Regions from separate parts of the Homo sapiens genome. Here region 1 is linked to region 2. A link is a loop called in an ENCODE intact Hi-C map of the cell type or tissue named here. Cell type or tissue: Calu3. All regions are shown on one strand.

Region 1 (8,000 bases), 580 kb before region 2:
CAGAAGGCATGTAATCAAAAAGATAAATGTTTTTTACTTGACTCAGATACTCAGCAACAGTTGCGTATGGTGCCTGAACCATGAATTTACGGGTCACTTTTACAAAAGGAGCAAAGTTGGGTGGGTGGGTGGTTATATAAAACTGTTTTCAGTAACACTGACATGTATATTAATGGCTAGCAATGTATTTCTAGTTTAGATCCTAAATACAAATCTTAATTTCTAATTTTACTAATTATACACTAGCATTCATTTCCCAAGGTTAAATAAAGACTAAATTGAAGGTCACATGGAAAACTAAGAAGAGTCACTTTTTTTAACTTTTTAAAAATTTTTTATTATTTTGTTTTGTTTTGTTTTTTGAGACAGAGTCTTACTCTGTTGCCCAGGCTAGAGTGCAGCGATGTCATCTTGGCTCACTGCAACCTCCGCCTTCCGGGTTCATTCAATTCTCCTGCCTCAGCCTCCTGAGTAGCTGGAATTACAGGTGCCCACCACCACACCTGGCTAATTTGTGTATTTTTGGTAGATATGGAGTTTCGCCATGTCAGCCAGGCTAGTCTCAAACTCCTGACCTCGAGTGGTCTTCCCACCTAGGCCTCCCAAAGTGCTAGGATTACAGGCATGAGCCACTATGCCTGGCTAAGAATGCCAACAACCAGGTTATTAAGGATTTGAACTTAGCATATCATTAGAAGAGACTAAATTTCAAAACAAATTCAATATCACATGCTAATAAAACTCCTATTTATCATTCATTCCAATCAGTTAATGATCAGATGGCATCAATACGTCAATATTATTTATACTTCCCAGATTTCTTAATAAGTATGCAGGAAAGAACACCCAGAATTATGACAAGTCCACAAAAATCTAACAATGCATTATTATATTTTAAGAGGCTTATCCCTTTAGGTTTATGTTTTCACTAAAATTACATTAACTTTTACATAGGAGAAAAATAATTTCAAAAACACTAGAAAATTCAAGCTGTTTTAGCTTATTAATTTGGTAAAACAATAATAAACCCTACAAAATTGTTGTTTAAAATGATGCTCCTTTGACTGATATTAAAATGCTTTTGTATAATATTTCAGAGAAGAGTACCTGAGATTTAGGATGTAGGACATTTTCAATCTCGTTCGAATTTCACTTTCAATGTCTGCCTTAAAAAAAAAAACAAATGGTTGCTAATGTCATAATGACGTTTAAACTCTGCTATATATTGAACACAGTGTCGGGAGTACTCGTAAATGCTTTGCATACAGTATCTGACTTAATCCCCGTAACAACCAAATAAAACAAATATTTTGTATCCCAATTTGTCAGATGAAGACTGTGGCTCAAAGACCTTAAGTAATTTGTACTAATTAGTGGCTGAGATGGAATTACAAACAATGTCTCTCTGTCTTCAGTTATAATCCGTTATGCTGCTACAATATAATATCTACTTAAAGCCTACTCCAAGCTGGCTTTGGTTGAAATTGAGTCACATAACTTTCCCTAAAAAGACACAGTCTTTCCATTGGCCAGGCGTAAATCACTGCCTACCTCCAGAGTTGGAATGGAATCAACACCACCAGAACTGCAAGGGGCTCAGAAAGAAAAATACGTGATTCCTTCTAAAGCAGCACTGTCTAGTAGAAATATAATGTGAGCTGCATATGTAATTTTAAATATTTTAGTAGCCACGTCAAAAAGGCAAGAAGAATTAGGTAAAATTAATAAATTAATTAAAATATATTTTGGCCAGGCGCGTTGGCTCACGCCTGTAATCCCAGCACTTTGGGAGGCCGAGGCGGGCAGATCACAAGGTCAGGAGAAGGAGATCATCCTGGCTAACACGGTGAAACCCCATCTCTACTAAAAATACAAAAAATTAGCTGGGCGTGCTGGCGGGCACCTGTAGTCCCAGCTACTCGGGAGGCTGAGGCAGGAGAATGGTGTGAACCAGGGAAGCGGAGCTGGCAGTGAGCTGAGATTGTGCCACTGCACTCTAGCCTGGGCGACAGAGCGAGACTCCGTCTCGAAAAGAAAAAAAAAAAAAAATTATATATATATATATATATATATATATATATATATATATATATATATATTTTATGTAACCCAGTATATCCAAAATAGTATCTTTTCAATCTTTTTAATATAGATAATTATTAATAAATGAGATATTTTGCATTTTCTTTATATTTAAAGTAAGTTTTCAAAATTCAGTGTATATACACTTTCGTCACATCATAATTCAATTAGAAATTCTGTTCCTCAATTGCACCTTATGTCAACTGTTTAATGTCATATGTGCCTAGTGGCCACAATATTGGACAGCAGAACTCTGGAGTCTGGAAGGCACTTGAAATGTAATGTTATCGGAAGAAAAATAAACGCCATTAGTTCACAAGACAACACACTATGGCTTCCTAAATGGTTTCCCTGTTTTCTGTCTTTGAACATTCTGATCATATCAGTAAGACCAACCATATGACCAACAAGTTAAGCAATACAGACTATAATTTAAATCTTTTTATCAGTTTGTCTCAATTTAGTTTTCAACTTAGTGTCTAAGTTCTGACCCAGCCTGAGAGTTTTCATTACTGCACTGCCGCATGTTGCTTAGTCAACCCTGCAGGACTGGGTGTCATTTGGAAGGGGTGATATTCTCCCAGGGAACATTTAGAAACTTGCGGGGGCATTTTTACTGACTTGCTGACTTGAGTTTGCTATTGTCATTTAATGGGCAAGGAACAGAGATGCTAAATATCCTGTCAAGGATAGGAAAACCTTTTTTTTTTTTTTTTTTTTTTTTCAGTGGAGTCTTGCTCTGTCGCCAGGCTGGAGTGCTGGAGTGCAGTTGCATGATCTCCACTCACTGCAACCTCTGCCTCATGGGTTCAAGCGATTCTCCTGCCTCAGCCTCCCGAGTAGCTGGGACTGCAAGCACATGCCACCACGCCTGGCTAATTTTTGTAGAGACAGGGTTTCACCATGTTGGCCAGGATGGTCTCCATCTCTTGACCTTGTGATCTGCCCACCTCAGCCTCCCAAATGCTGGGATTACAGGTGTGAGCCACAGCGCCCGGCCCAAGAAGACATTTTCTAACCAAAATGCCAATAGTTGCTCCAGCTAAGAAATACGCGAGCTCTCCAGAAAAAGGAAAAAGAGCCAAGATGTGTACAGTTTGCTAATTTTCATGGTGTAAATTCTCGCATTATGGCTAATTTCAGGCAACCAACCTGAAATTTTTTAAAAATGGATATAAAGTATTTTTAAAAATTCCTTTTTTTGGTGTAAAATTAGGGCTCCTAATGCCAAAAAACATGTTTGAAAAATATATTATAGTCACTTTTACTTAAATCATTAAAAAGTTAGCATATATAACAAATTCATAGTAAAGATTAACTTTATCTGATAAGGGAACTGCGAGCTGGAAAAAAATTAAAAGTTGACTTTAGAATATTATTTAATGTTTTATTTTTTATGAAGAGATAAAGAGAGTACAATAATGTAATAGTTACGTGTGCATATATATATATACATTATGTGTGTATATATACAATTTTAACAAAAATTTAAAAGCACTGACAACTGTGATTCTATTTGAGAGGGAGACAGAAATTATAATCTCACATGGGAGTTGTATTATCCTTAGTTTACTTGTATCTACTTGAAGAAACAGGGAAAACATGCTTCCCATTGAAATACATATATTTTTCTATCCCAAACTGTCAATTTTGAACTTAAATATTTAACTTATAAATTACTATTTTATCCTATATTCTTTCTGAACCTTAAATCCCATATAAACTTTGAAAATATAAAATATCCAAATACCCTACATTGAAAGAACTTCTTAGTTGATTTAAGAAAATCATGTAACTTTGAAAAAATTTTTGTTTTAATACTTTGTATCCTTGTTGTCTAAAGATTTCAAACTTTTAAAAGGCCAGGTACATAGTTTCATGATTTTAACCTAAAATTGAAGTATAACTCTACATTTTTGCATTCATGGTAATATATAATGAAAAAGATTAATGAAAAACACTTGAAAAGGTAAAATTTCTGAATTTAATGAGAAACCAAGCCAACGTATATTTGGAAACTATTATCTCTGGATTAAATATAAGTTTATTGGATATTTATATCAATTTAGAAATACATACATGTATTGAAATACTAATAAACTGGCATAGAATTTTTTCTCTAAGAAATTACATCTCCCAAGTATGTATAAGGAGGCTGATATTTATTGCCAGTACTGTCATAATAAAACAAATGTGCTTTTCATTTTAGGGAAGCATTGTTATCAAGAAAAAAATAAACAGGGCTTATACTATGAAAAATACTTTCATAGAGAAACCAAAAACATGACATCATATCGCCCCCTATTGTTTATAATGGGGTATGCATCAGAAATAGTTTCCAAATTGTATACAAATAAATGGACATTTTGGTAACTAGTGGTGACTTTCAGAGTAGACACAAACATTAAAAAAAAAAAAAAGAAACTGGGTTCTTAAGAGGGCACTTCCAAAGAGTTTAAGATTTACAACTTGAATAATTTGCCCACTGAAAAGGAAAATTTCTAAGAGCTCCAGAAGATACAAAGTAAAACCCAATTGAGTGACAGTAACAGAAAATTTAATTTAATGTGTATTTTGAATTAATATGCTTAAATATTTTCTATCTTATGAAAATAATTACCCCAACAGACACCATACATGCCCATATAAAATGGGTATCATATAACATAACCCAAACATTCAAGCACCATATAAAAATACCCCAAAATACAATCTCTCCCAGAGGAAAGCAGGTGTGATAGACGGACTAGCCACATGATGGCAATATTTCACCATGTAGATGCAGATAAACCAGCATTTGAGAGTGAGAATCTCCTTGAGTTAAAGAAAGTGCTTAAAATATGAAGTAAATAAAGGTCTATCTTCTGAAGTAAATATTACCTAAACCCCTACCAACTATCTCCATTTTAGTATGAATCAATATGCCCTTTACAATTTTATTTGGTGGCTATGTTAATTTTCACATATAATCTACTCTACATGCAATGCATACATTATTTCAACCTTTTAAAACATTCTATTAAATTTAAATTTTCAATATGTGAGGAATATGATGACCCTCCCCCTCAGAACAGTTATGTATTATTGAATACTATGTTGCAGACCTGAGCTACCTCCCTAATCTATTCCAAACCTAAGGCCTCTCCCTCAATCAGTCCCCCAAACCCCTTCCTAGTAGGAGAACCCGACACACACCTTCTGGACTCCACAGCTGTTCCTGCCATCCAAATGGCAAATAGCCCTAGGGTTTGTGGGAATCTGATTATCCTTTAATGGAAATGCCTAGAGTGGGGAAATAAGACATTCTCATTCTCCTGACAGCTGGGCCCAAAGTGGCTTTCTAAGAGAATCTTCAATTGTCTATGATATTGATGACAATTAAACAATTGGGTCCACAACATTTGAAAGAACCAAGAGGTAATATTTGATTAATTACTGTGATAAAGATAAAAGCAAGTGACTATTTTTCTACCATGTAATATCTTCATGTTATATCTGTAACTTTATATGTAGTGAAAGTTAACTCATTTTCTGAAGTATTCTCATATATGCACTATTTATTCATTCACTGACTTATAAGGTGATAAGGGTGATAACTTCTCTACATATTAGCATACAATCCAGATCAAAGATGCTATCTTCTTAGAAATTAACTTATGTCATTGTATCATTCTGCGATCAGAGGGCAAGGTCTCAGCCCTCTCACATATGGGTACCCTGCATCATGAGGAAATTCATTCAAGACAAATTCTAAGTTCTTTTTACAAACCCACCACTACTGAAAGAGAAAGCCTCACACCACATTTCAAAAACTAACCAATAGCAATATTTTGGCTAAAAAAAAAACATGTTCCATCATTCAGAAATCAGTTGGAAAGCAATGAGTATAAAATACACACACACACACACACACACACACACACACAAATACATAAAATTAGGACTACATTACAGTTTGCATGACTAACGTTCAAGAGGACGTAATAATAAATATGCATTTCAAGGAAATCAGTTAGACATGAAAAATGATTAACCACATAACAAGTAACAGGTACTCTGAACATCATAGTCATATATATAGATGTGTGTGTTTGTGTGTGTGTATAAATATATATATTTGATATTACAGAGCAAAGATGAAAGAAAATATACTGAGTTATTCATAAACATTTTTGTACACTGATTCCACTTGTACTCAAGATCCCAAAACCTGTGCACCCCCAAAGCAGATGAAGCCGTTATAGTACAGAAATTCAAACTTGATAGAATACTGCTATATATATTTACAAAATAAAGATATATTTTCTTGTTTCACTGATGTTACAGAATATTTCTAAAAATACATTTATTTCATAAGAAAAAAATGTGTCATTAGAAATTTTCTTTTAATTTACAGCTAACCAAGAATTTTAGGATGCTTGATCAGTGTTGTTCCATAGATCAGTGATCTGAGGAATCATTAGTAACCGTAATTTACACGCAGGACGACTGAGATGTAAAAAAGCCAAGGAGTAAGTTGTGTCCTGCTGACTTGTTGTAGAGAGAAGAGGGGAAAAGGATTGTAAAAATTTTGTACAGGGGAATTTTGTTTCTTGGCAATAAGAAGCTCATACACACAAACATGGGTATTCTCATCCTTTACTAATAATATATATGGGTATAGAAATAATTATGGATTAAATTATTTCATTTACCATTTAACTGTAAAAGATGAAATGTTAATGACAAGTTACTAGCAAAGTATTTTATACTATTTATATCTTATAAAAATAGTTATTACTTGCATCTTTAATTTTATTCCACAGAACTTCTCTGAAATATCAAAACAAATGTTTTTGTCCTCATAGCACATTCTTCTTCCCACTAGGTGGCTCTGTTCTGAAAATTTCTCCTCTTAATTTTAAAATTATGAATATTTATAGTTTCTGTTTTTAATTGTATAGATACTTTTTATTAAACACACATTTACATTGTGCTAGGCACTTAACTAAATGCTTTATTAGTGTATCTAAAGAAAAAGCAAAAAAAAGTAAGTAAAAAATAATTTAAGTATTTATTTTAGTGTAATAAATATTAGCTACCTGTTCTTGGACACTTACATATCAGGGATCCGAACTTTTGCCCTAATTATAGATCTGTTAGGATAATTTCAGCTACATTTTACACAGAAGTCAGTTCAAAATGGCCTAAACAAAAAGGAAATTTGGGGCCTATATATTAGATAGTCTAGGGTTGAATAATCTGTCTGTTCTACTCTGTCATTAAGTACCAGCTCTTTTGGTGTCACCATTCTGCCATTAGCAGCTTCAGTTTAAGGCAGTTCCAAGCCGCATGGCTTTAAGATAGTTACCAGCACCAACCAAAGCCACATATTTTCTTGTTCCTAACTAGTTCAAGAGAAAGAAAACACCTCTGCCCTAACAACACACCAAAATTTCATTCTATTGGACTAACTTGGCCAATTTGGTTATATGCCCAGTAATGTCACCAGGGGAATGCAATGCACTGGCTGCCATATACCTAAGTTTCTGAAAACTGACAAGAGGAGCAGGAATTTCAGGATTTCCTGGGAACCCTCAAGTATCTCCTGTTGGATTTGGGGACAATTTGGTAAGTCGCATGACACCTACATGTATGTGAGGAATGCACAGATGTTGGGAAGTCAACCACAATCTCAACTCCCTCACTGAATAAATACACCATCCAACCTAAATTACTTAACATTCATACCTAATATTTACCATCCCAACTCTGAGTCAATATGTTTTTGTTTCGTTTTAAAAAGACTTCCCTTTGAAGTCTTTTGAGGGTTTGTTTTTTTCCGCAACAAAAAGTTACCTTCAACTCCTGAGCATACTTTTTTATAATATAGACATAGCTAAAATCCACATCCCTTTGAAAAAATGAACATGAAGAAA
Region 2 (8,000 bases):
ATTTTAGAAAGTTTTGTTGTTCTATTATTGGTGTTTATCTTCCAACGTGAATACATGATGGAATTGTCTGAAAGAATGAAGCCTTTGATTTTTCATTTTGCTTAGTAGATTTAATGATATACGAAACTATTGAATTATAAATGAAATTATAAAATCTTCAATTTTAGGATGACTAGGGATTTGATCTAACTCGTTTTCCAAGTGAGAAAATAGAAGCCAAATGTTATTCAATATAGGTTTATTTGTTTATTAATATTTTCTGGGTCTCTATTATGGGTCAGGCACTGTTCCAGGCACCAAGGATATGTTGATGAAGAAGACATTATAGTCACTGTGAGATGGACTTAAAAAGATAAGGAAGTTGGTTCTACTCCTGTTCTCTTCTTTGGCGACACTTAATACCCAAAGAAAATTTCTACTATCCATCAACTAGGATAAGGAGACATTTTAGTAATGATTTGTGAATTATGTTACTGTACATCAGGAATGGTTTTCAAAATATGTAACACCTGGTATGATGTAGATGCCAACTCATCGGAACAGACTCTGGTTATAAAAGCAGATCGGTTCGTTCCTACCAGTGCAAGCCAGCTTAATATCTCTTGTGGTACAGTTCAAAGACATCTCCCAGGTACTAGTTATTTTCCATTTTGGTATCCATGGGTGGTTACTTAGCATAACTATTTCAGTCTCATGCCATGTTTTCAGAAATGGGATCCAGGTAGTCTATTGAGCACAGTTTTTTTGTCTTTCCTCTTATCCTACATTCCATGAAATAATATAAAATGTAGCTTTAAAAAGATGATTCATAATTACTGAGAGAAAATTAGAAAAATTCCCATAAGTAGATTAAAAAATTTGAAAAACGGAAAACGAGTAGAATTGGAAGGATGGAGAAAAATACAGCTTGAAACACACAGAGCAGAAGATACAGAAAGTACATCTATTGTTTGATTCATTCATTTTATGCAATATAATAAAGGCTTTTTAAAAAAAATACACACACACACCCATATATATAAACAATTATCCCCTGAATAATATGGGCGTTAGAGGCACTGATCCCCATGCAGTCGAAAATCCACATGTACCTTTTGACTCCCTCAACACTTATCAACTAATAACCTACTGTTGACTGGAAGCCTCACTGATAACATAAACAGCTGATGAACATTTATTTTATATGTTATATGCATTATACACTGTATTGTTACAATAAGCTAGAGAAAACGTTATTTAAAAAATTATAAAGAAAGATAAAATATATTTACTATTCATTAAGTGGAAGTGGATCATCATAAAGGTTTTCATCCTTGTTGTCTTCGCGCTGAGTAGGCTGAGAAGGAAGGGGAAGAGGAAGGGTGTCTCAGGGGTGGCAGAGACAGAAAAAACCGGCATACACATGAGCCCGCGTAGTTTAAGCACATGTAGTCCAAGGGCTTATTGTGTATCTGCAACAATCAGATATCTCTGACAGATGAACCTGATAAAGTCACACTATTTAGAGTATGATACCATTTATGTTAAAAACAAAATACTATATATGTGTGCATAAACCTACAGAAAATTTCCTAGAGAGGAACAACTCTGGAGAGTGGTATGAGATCACGGAGGAGTAAATAGGATTTATGCCTTTTACGTTTTACACTTGTGTTTTTGAAATATTATAGAAATATATTTGTATATTGATTGTTTAAAGAAAAAAAGACTAGAAGGAAAAGGAGACATTCACGTAACTAATTTGAATAAATGGAAGCATATGGATGTCAATAGTAACCGTGTGTGTGTGCGCATGTGTGTGTATGTGTATACATACATTACCAAGGTGCTTTAAATGCTCACCGTGGTAGAATTTTTTCTAATTCTTAATGCGCATAGGAATCAATATGAATATTTTCCTTAATATAGATACTTCAGTAGTCATCCAGTGCATTAATCTTCATTCTGCTTCATCTTTGAAAACACTAGTAATTTATCTGTATTGGTAACTTAACTAAGAGGTCAAATATCCTTCTATGGAATAGAAATGTGGAAAACAATGAACATATGAGTTGAGTGGTCCATCCTCGTCACAGAATCTCTTTATGTACTCACTTCTGTTTTCCTGTCTGACATACGTATGTCTTGATTTATTTGCTTTTTATGCCCTAAAGCCCATTTTACATGACATGCTGGTAACTTGTCATTCATTTGGAATTTGGAATGGTTATTCAACAGATGTCTTAAAGTTTCAGAAGAGCCCAGTAGAATTTTTAGTCATAATTGAGTCTGTGTAAATAACTCCCTCTGACTAGACTAGAGGTTAACTGTTGCGGAATATTGAAGTCTTCAAGACTTCATGAAAGCAGTGTATCAAACAGAACTGTTTGTTTTGTGGTCTTTTAGAATAGCAAGCCACAGCATTATTTAAGAATAATTATTAACAAAAAGCCATTGGGAAGAAAAATAGGGAAATGTATAAAACTTTTTAATGCAATGAGTTTTGGATTAAAATAGAAGTACACTAAGAAATAATGAGAAGAGAAAATTGTACATGTAGAAATGCTTTAAAAATGTGAAGTATTGCATAATTACATTATTTTGATAAAATAAATTAGACTGGGAATGTAAGTAAACAGGCTAGGGATTTGTGAACTTTATAAGTCTTAAATCTTTCTAATAGCATTTAAAAATGTACGCAACATCACTGTTCATCAGAGAAATGCCAATCAAAACTACAGTGAGATATTATCTCACCCTAATTAGAATGTCTTATATTCAAAAGACAGGCAATAACAAATGCTTGAGAGGATGTGGAGAAAAGGGACCCCTCCACATTGGGACCACTGCTGTTGAGAATGTAATTAATTACAACCACTATGGAGTACAGTTTGGAGGTTCCTCAAAAAAACTAAAAATGGAGCTGCCATATGATACAGCAATTCCAGTGCTTGATATATACCCAGAAGAAAAAGAAATCAGTGTGCCGAAGCAATATCTGCACTCCTGTGTTTGTTGCAGCACTGTTCACAATAGGTAAGATTTGGAGACAGCCTAAATGTCCATCCACAGATGTATGGATATATTTTTGTTTTATTCTTAATATATTAAAATAGATCAGGAAACATTCATTTGGAAAAGTGGTTTCATTCCTGACAGATATTATTGAAGTGGTGGTAATGTTTGTTTATTTAATAATTCAAGAGACGATGAGTTTAGCATGCTAGTCTATCTTCACTGAAATTTGGTTGACTCAAAATCTGAATACTCTCTTTTGAAAATTAGAAGTTTCTGCCTGTTTAACAATACAAAACACAAATAATCAACTGAAAGAATTATTTTAGAAGATATAATGGATGATCCTCTAGTCAATATTGGATAACAAAATAAGGATGTAATGTAACCATTACATTTTGTAATGGTTAATGAATTATTCTGTGATTAATTACAAAATAATTTTGAAAGACATTTTAACACTGGTTTAAAGTCACTAAATCTGGGATCGTGATGTGAAATGACAGAATAATTCTGCATCTACTGAAGACAATTTATATATGATAAAGCTCAATAACTGCTAAGTGAGAACTGGACAAATTAAATGATAGTTTTCTTCTGATAATTAATGTTTGGAGAATTGATTAATTTTAAATAGTGCATATTTGCAAGATGAGATTATCCTATTTTATTAAATTATTTTCGTCTGTATTTACATAGTTTTTGTATCTTACAAATCTTGCCAAATTGTGACATCACAGCTCCACCTTGTGGTCAAAATAGTTAGCTAAATTTAAAGCAAATGCAAGAGCTTTATAAAATCATGCTATCAAATTTTTTCCCAAAGGCTAATACTAATAAAATGATAAATATTGGATGCTTTTATTCAGGAATTATTTATATATTTTTAAGTATGATACAATACAACATTTTAAAAGGAAGAATTGTGACACCTTATTCTGAAATAAGGAGTAGCTAGCATATTTCTAGTTAATACTGTTGAAGTGATTTGTTTTCTGTTTTTATCTAATTTGTAAACTGCTAATCTATGTTCAATAGAGAATATTTACTTGGATTAATAATAAAATAAGCATAAGAGTAGTCAGATTCGACTACAACTGATAAAGCAATTTGTTTAGAGTAGATAAAATTACTTAATTTACATAATATTAAAACAACAGCTCCATAGGGTCCTATTGTAAAAACAAAATTTTAAAAATTGTTCTTTGTTAGGAAAAGGTCAATAGTAATTTTTCTTTATTATCAGTACGGAACTGGTAAGTGCAACAATGAGGACAAGAGTCTTGTAGTAAAATTTGGGTGATTCAGATACTGTGAAAGTTACAATCCTTGTTTTGACTTTTTGAAGATTAACAAAATTTATTCCTGCTGAAGTTATGCACTAAATTAGTTCTAATTTACTCCAGCTGTTGCACATTTACTTACTGACCACACAGCCACGCTGATCACCCTTTTCTTCCTTTGGGTCACTTAGTGTCTTGGCTGCTGGATGAAATCAAGGGGATCTTCAGCTAATGCTAGAGTGGCATCATTGATTTTCATATTGTCTCAGACAGCTTTCCCATTGACCTATGAGCCAAGAGGAGAGGGAATTTTAAAAATATGTGTTTTTGAAACGATTTTGTGCCTGTGATAGCAAGTCGACAAAGATGGTCCTCAATGAACCATGCCTCCCAGTACTCATACCATTGTGAACCCAGGTGGGTCCTTTGTAACCAATAGAATGCAGTAGAAGTGACTGCCTAATTTCCACATTGAGTTATGAGAAGCTTTGTGGTTTTGAGCTCTTGGAACATTTACTGTTAGGGCATTCTCTGTAGAATCCAGGTACCATGCTGTGCCCATGCCACATGGCAAGGCCATGTGCAAGCACTGTGGCCAACAGCTGAAACCAAGCTCCTGCATCAACTTCTACCACATGAGTGAATTATTTGGACATCAGTCCCAGACAAATCCCAGTTCAGATGAATATAGCTCCTGTCAACATCTGCCTGCAACCACATGTGAGACCCCTCAGCCAAGAAACACCCAGCTGAGCTAAGCAAACCCATACAGAACTATAAAAGATGATAATTTATTGAGTCACTAAGTTTCCACATGGTTTGTTACACAAAAATGGATAACTGAAACAGGATTAATTGCCTATAATGTATCTCTAATAGGCTTTCCTTCTCAGAGCACTTTGCATACTGGATTGTTACTTACCTTTCATTCTCCTCAATAAGGCCGTGGGCTCCTTGAGGGCAAGGACTGGGTCTTATTCCACCTTTTCAGTTTTAGCATATAGTCTGGCATATAGTAGGTATTTGTGTGTTAACTGGAAGTTGGTTTTATATCTGAAATTTTATTGTATTTGAATCAAAATGATCCCTGAGGGGGAATAGGTGTTTTGAATTTAAGAGGTAGCCAAAAAATAAACCTATGTGTACTGTAGTTGTGTGAAGTAAAGATGTGTGAAATATTGTACAGTTTGTCCCTGAATAAAGGAATATGTAGGTGGCCTCAAGTTGGATACAGTGATGCACTAAGACAGTATAAAAGGAAACTGCTATCACTGTTATCCTCAGCATTCTGGGCCAAAGGACTGAGAGAGGGAGGGTTCAGTTTATGAGTAATTTGCTTAGTGTATGCTTACTGTGTGTATTTGTATTAAACATTCAATAAGTGTTTCAAATTGAATTTACTTTTATACATCTTAAAGCAGTTTTCTAAAAGGTGCTTTAAAAAGTGTTATTTTATATAGTGACTACAAATTCTATATCTTATCCTCTAAGTTTAAACTAGAAAATAGTTCTAAAATAGAAATATGTGAAGACAGTGGATTTTCAAATGCCAAGGAAAGTGTAGCTTTGATATGTACTGACTCTGGAACTAGTGTTGTTACCCCAGTTACAGATTCGATTGCCCATTGGGTGTGGCCTTTCTTGGTTTTGACCAAATGTCATTTTAACATCTATTCAGTCTGGTCTTAAAAATGTGATAAATAATGGAATGAAAACTTTATAATTTCAGAATTATGGACCTGTAGGACTCTGTTCAAAATATGAATTATTTAGGAAAGTTATAACTGTGATGATGTCAGAAAAAATAGAACTTAGAACCTCTCTTGAGGTTCTTGTGAAGTCCTATTTTTTAATCAATATAGAGGAGCTATTTTTAAAATTGGTAAGTGAATTGCCCAATCTGAGATATTTAAAAGGTACCAAAGAGCAAATTTAAGTGCATAAAGTAATAAGAATTAAGAGGGAGCAATGAGATTCAGGAGTTATGATTAATTATATTTCAAGTAGGTATGTGGAGAATGAACATAAACACATCTAACTTGCCATCTAACTTGCCATTGATTAGAGGGGTTTCATCTAATTTGGGACATTTGTTTTGACATTAAATTTTCTAATCTATTATTTTTGGACAGAATATCATCTACACTGTATTCTAGACAGTTTCATCCTCCAATAGATTTTCTTGCAAATTTTTAATCCAATGTTACATTATTTTTTTAAGTTCTAAAATGAAGACAGAACAAGAATTACAGAACATGTACTTGTCTGTATTACATAATTAATTAGTGTCCTCTCTCAGATGCTTGTAGCCCTGAATCTTAATCTTCATTGAGGGTTTACTTTTGTTGACAGTTACATGTATAGCTAGCTGAATATACGTGGGCTTCCCAGATTTCCTACCTACCAATAGTTAGGTGGGATTATGGAACTGCTTTTGGCCAGTGGCCAATGAATGGAAGTTATGTGGATTACTTGCAAAGCCACACATTTATGAGCCCGTTTTAGAGACCTTGAAGCATATGTATTGAGATGCCTGGATCTCTGAATCACTATTTGGAAGTAAGTTGTCCTTAATAGCTGCTAGGACCACAACAGATTTATACGAGAGAGAAATGAAGTTTTCTATGTTAAGCCACTGAAGTTTCAAGGCTTGCAAGACCGCTTATTTTAACCTGACTAAAACAACAATCACATGTGTGAGAAAAAGATATACACTTTATTAGGAGAAGATGAATTTAGGTTTATGTTGATTTACAAATAATAAAAATCTAGAGTTATCTTAGGATTTTGTGATTTAATTTGTGTCATCGAACAATAGAATCTGAGGACTGGAAGTAGTGTTAAAAGCTATATAGTCCAAAGTCTGTCCTACCTCTACCCTAAACAAATCATCTTTCAGGCTTTCCTGGTTGTTGATCACCCAGGTTTACTTGAAAACTTCATTTAGTGAATGTTCATGAGTATCTGTTACAAGCCCATGTACCTGAAATTACAAACATGATTTAGATATCAACCCTGCATTACAATCTGGTGACAGGCAATTTACTGCATTCTAACACAGAAACAGCAAAGCTTTTCTCATAACTGTAATGAAGACTGTCTTTTGTAACTTCTTTGTAAAGTTTATGTGGGTACACTTGGAAATTATATGAAAAACCTAATACCTTTTAATATGGGTTTATAAAATATTTAACAGCCGTAATCACAACAGTTGCCTCCCACCTACCACCCCTCTATGCCTCACCTTATTACCTTTTCCACATTTAAAAATACCAGATTCTTCACTAGTCTTTGTCTGACCACCCTCACTGCTCCTCCCAGCTGACTGGCTTGCTGATTTTACAAAGTCCTAGTATCAGTATCACTCTCCTCTACATTTGGAATGGTTTATCAACATAGCTGTGGAAGGGTGGTGGCCAGATCTGAACTTAATATGCTAGGTAGTACTAGGTATAAGTGGTATAGAAGCAAAGAGAAGACTCATTCATATTTTGTATTTTTTGCTAATAAAATTAAGTATCAAATTACTTTTGGTGAGGGATGGGCAACTGTATTGTACTGCTGATAATTTGCAGTCAGGAAAAATTTTGTTTTCCTTCTCATAACAACACTGTTAAGCCATGATTCAGTTTACTTTCACATTTTTCTTGAGCCAAGTATAGAATGCTATTAAATTAAATTTTATTGGTTTTAAATTATAATTTTAGCCTGTTTCAATCTTTG

Evidence for each region. A loop is a pair of places that touch in the nucleus more often than their neighbours do. Peaks named below come from ENCODE experiments on the same cell type or tissue, not always from the same donor. Only the 100,000 strongest peaks of a DNase experiment are listed, where the experiment ranks them.
Region 1: a loop joins it to region 2, with 2.2 times the contacts of the local background. A loop is called at or near these places in 12 of 110 quality-filtered maps.

The regions. Positions count from the first base shown.
Region 1 is chr3:146,637,869-146,645,868 of GRCh38, reverse strand. No RefSeq gene overlaps it. Among named protein-coding and RNA genes, the nearest start is that of PLSCR5, 37 kb to the right of the region's middle. In Calu3, CTCF peaks have their summits at 4,436, 4,784, 6,770, 6,976 (motif pointing right) and 1 weaker place; DNase peaks (open chromatin) are centred at 4,403 and 4,828.
Region 2 is chr3:146,061,450-146,069,449 of GRCh38, reverse strand. PLOD2 (procollagen-lysine,2-oxoglutarate 5-dioxygenase 2) reads left to right here. Exons shown (of 20, transcript NM_182943.3): 20 at 1-10. It overlaps LNCSRLR (lncRNA sorafenib resistance in renal cell carcinoma associated), which reads left to right and starts at 265. Exons shown (of 2, transcript NR_146297.1): 1 at 265-631; 2 at 2,765-3,106. In Calu3, a CTCF peak has its summit at 3,774 (motif pointing left); a DNase peak (open chromatin) is centred at 3,739.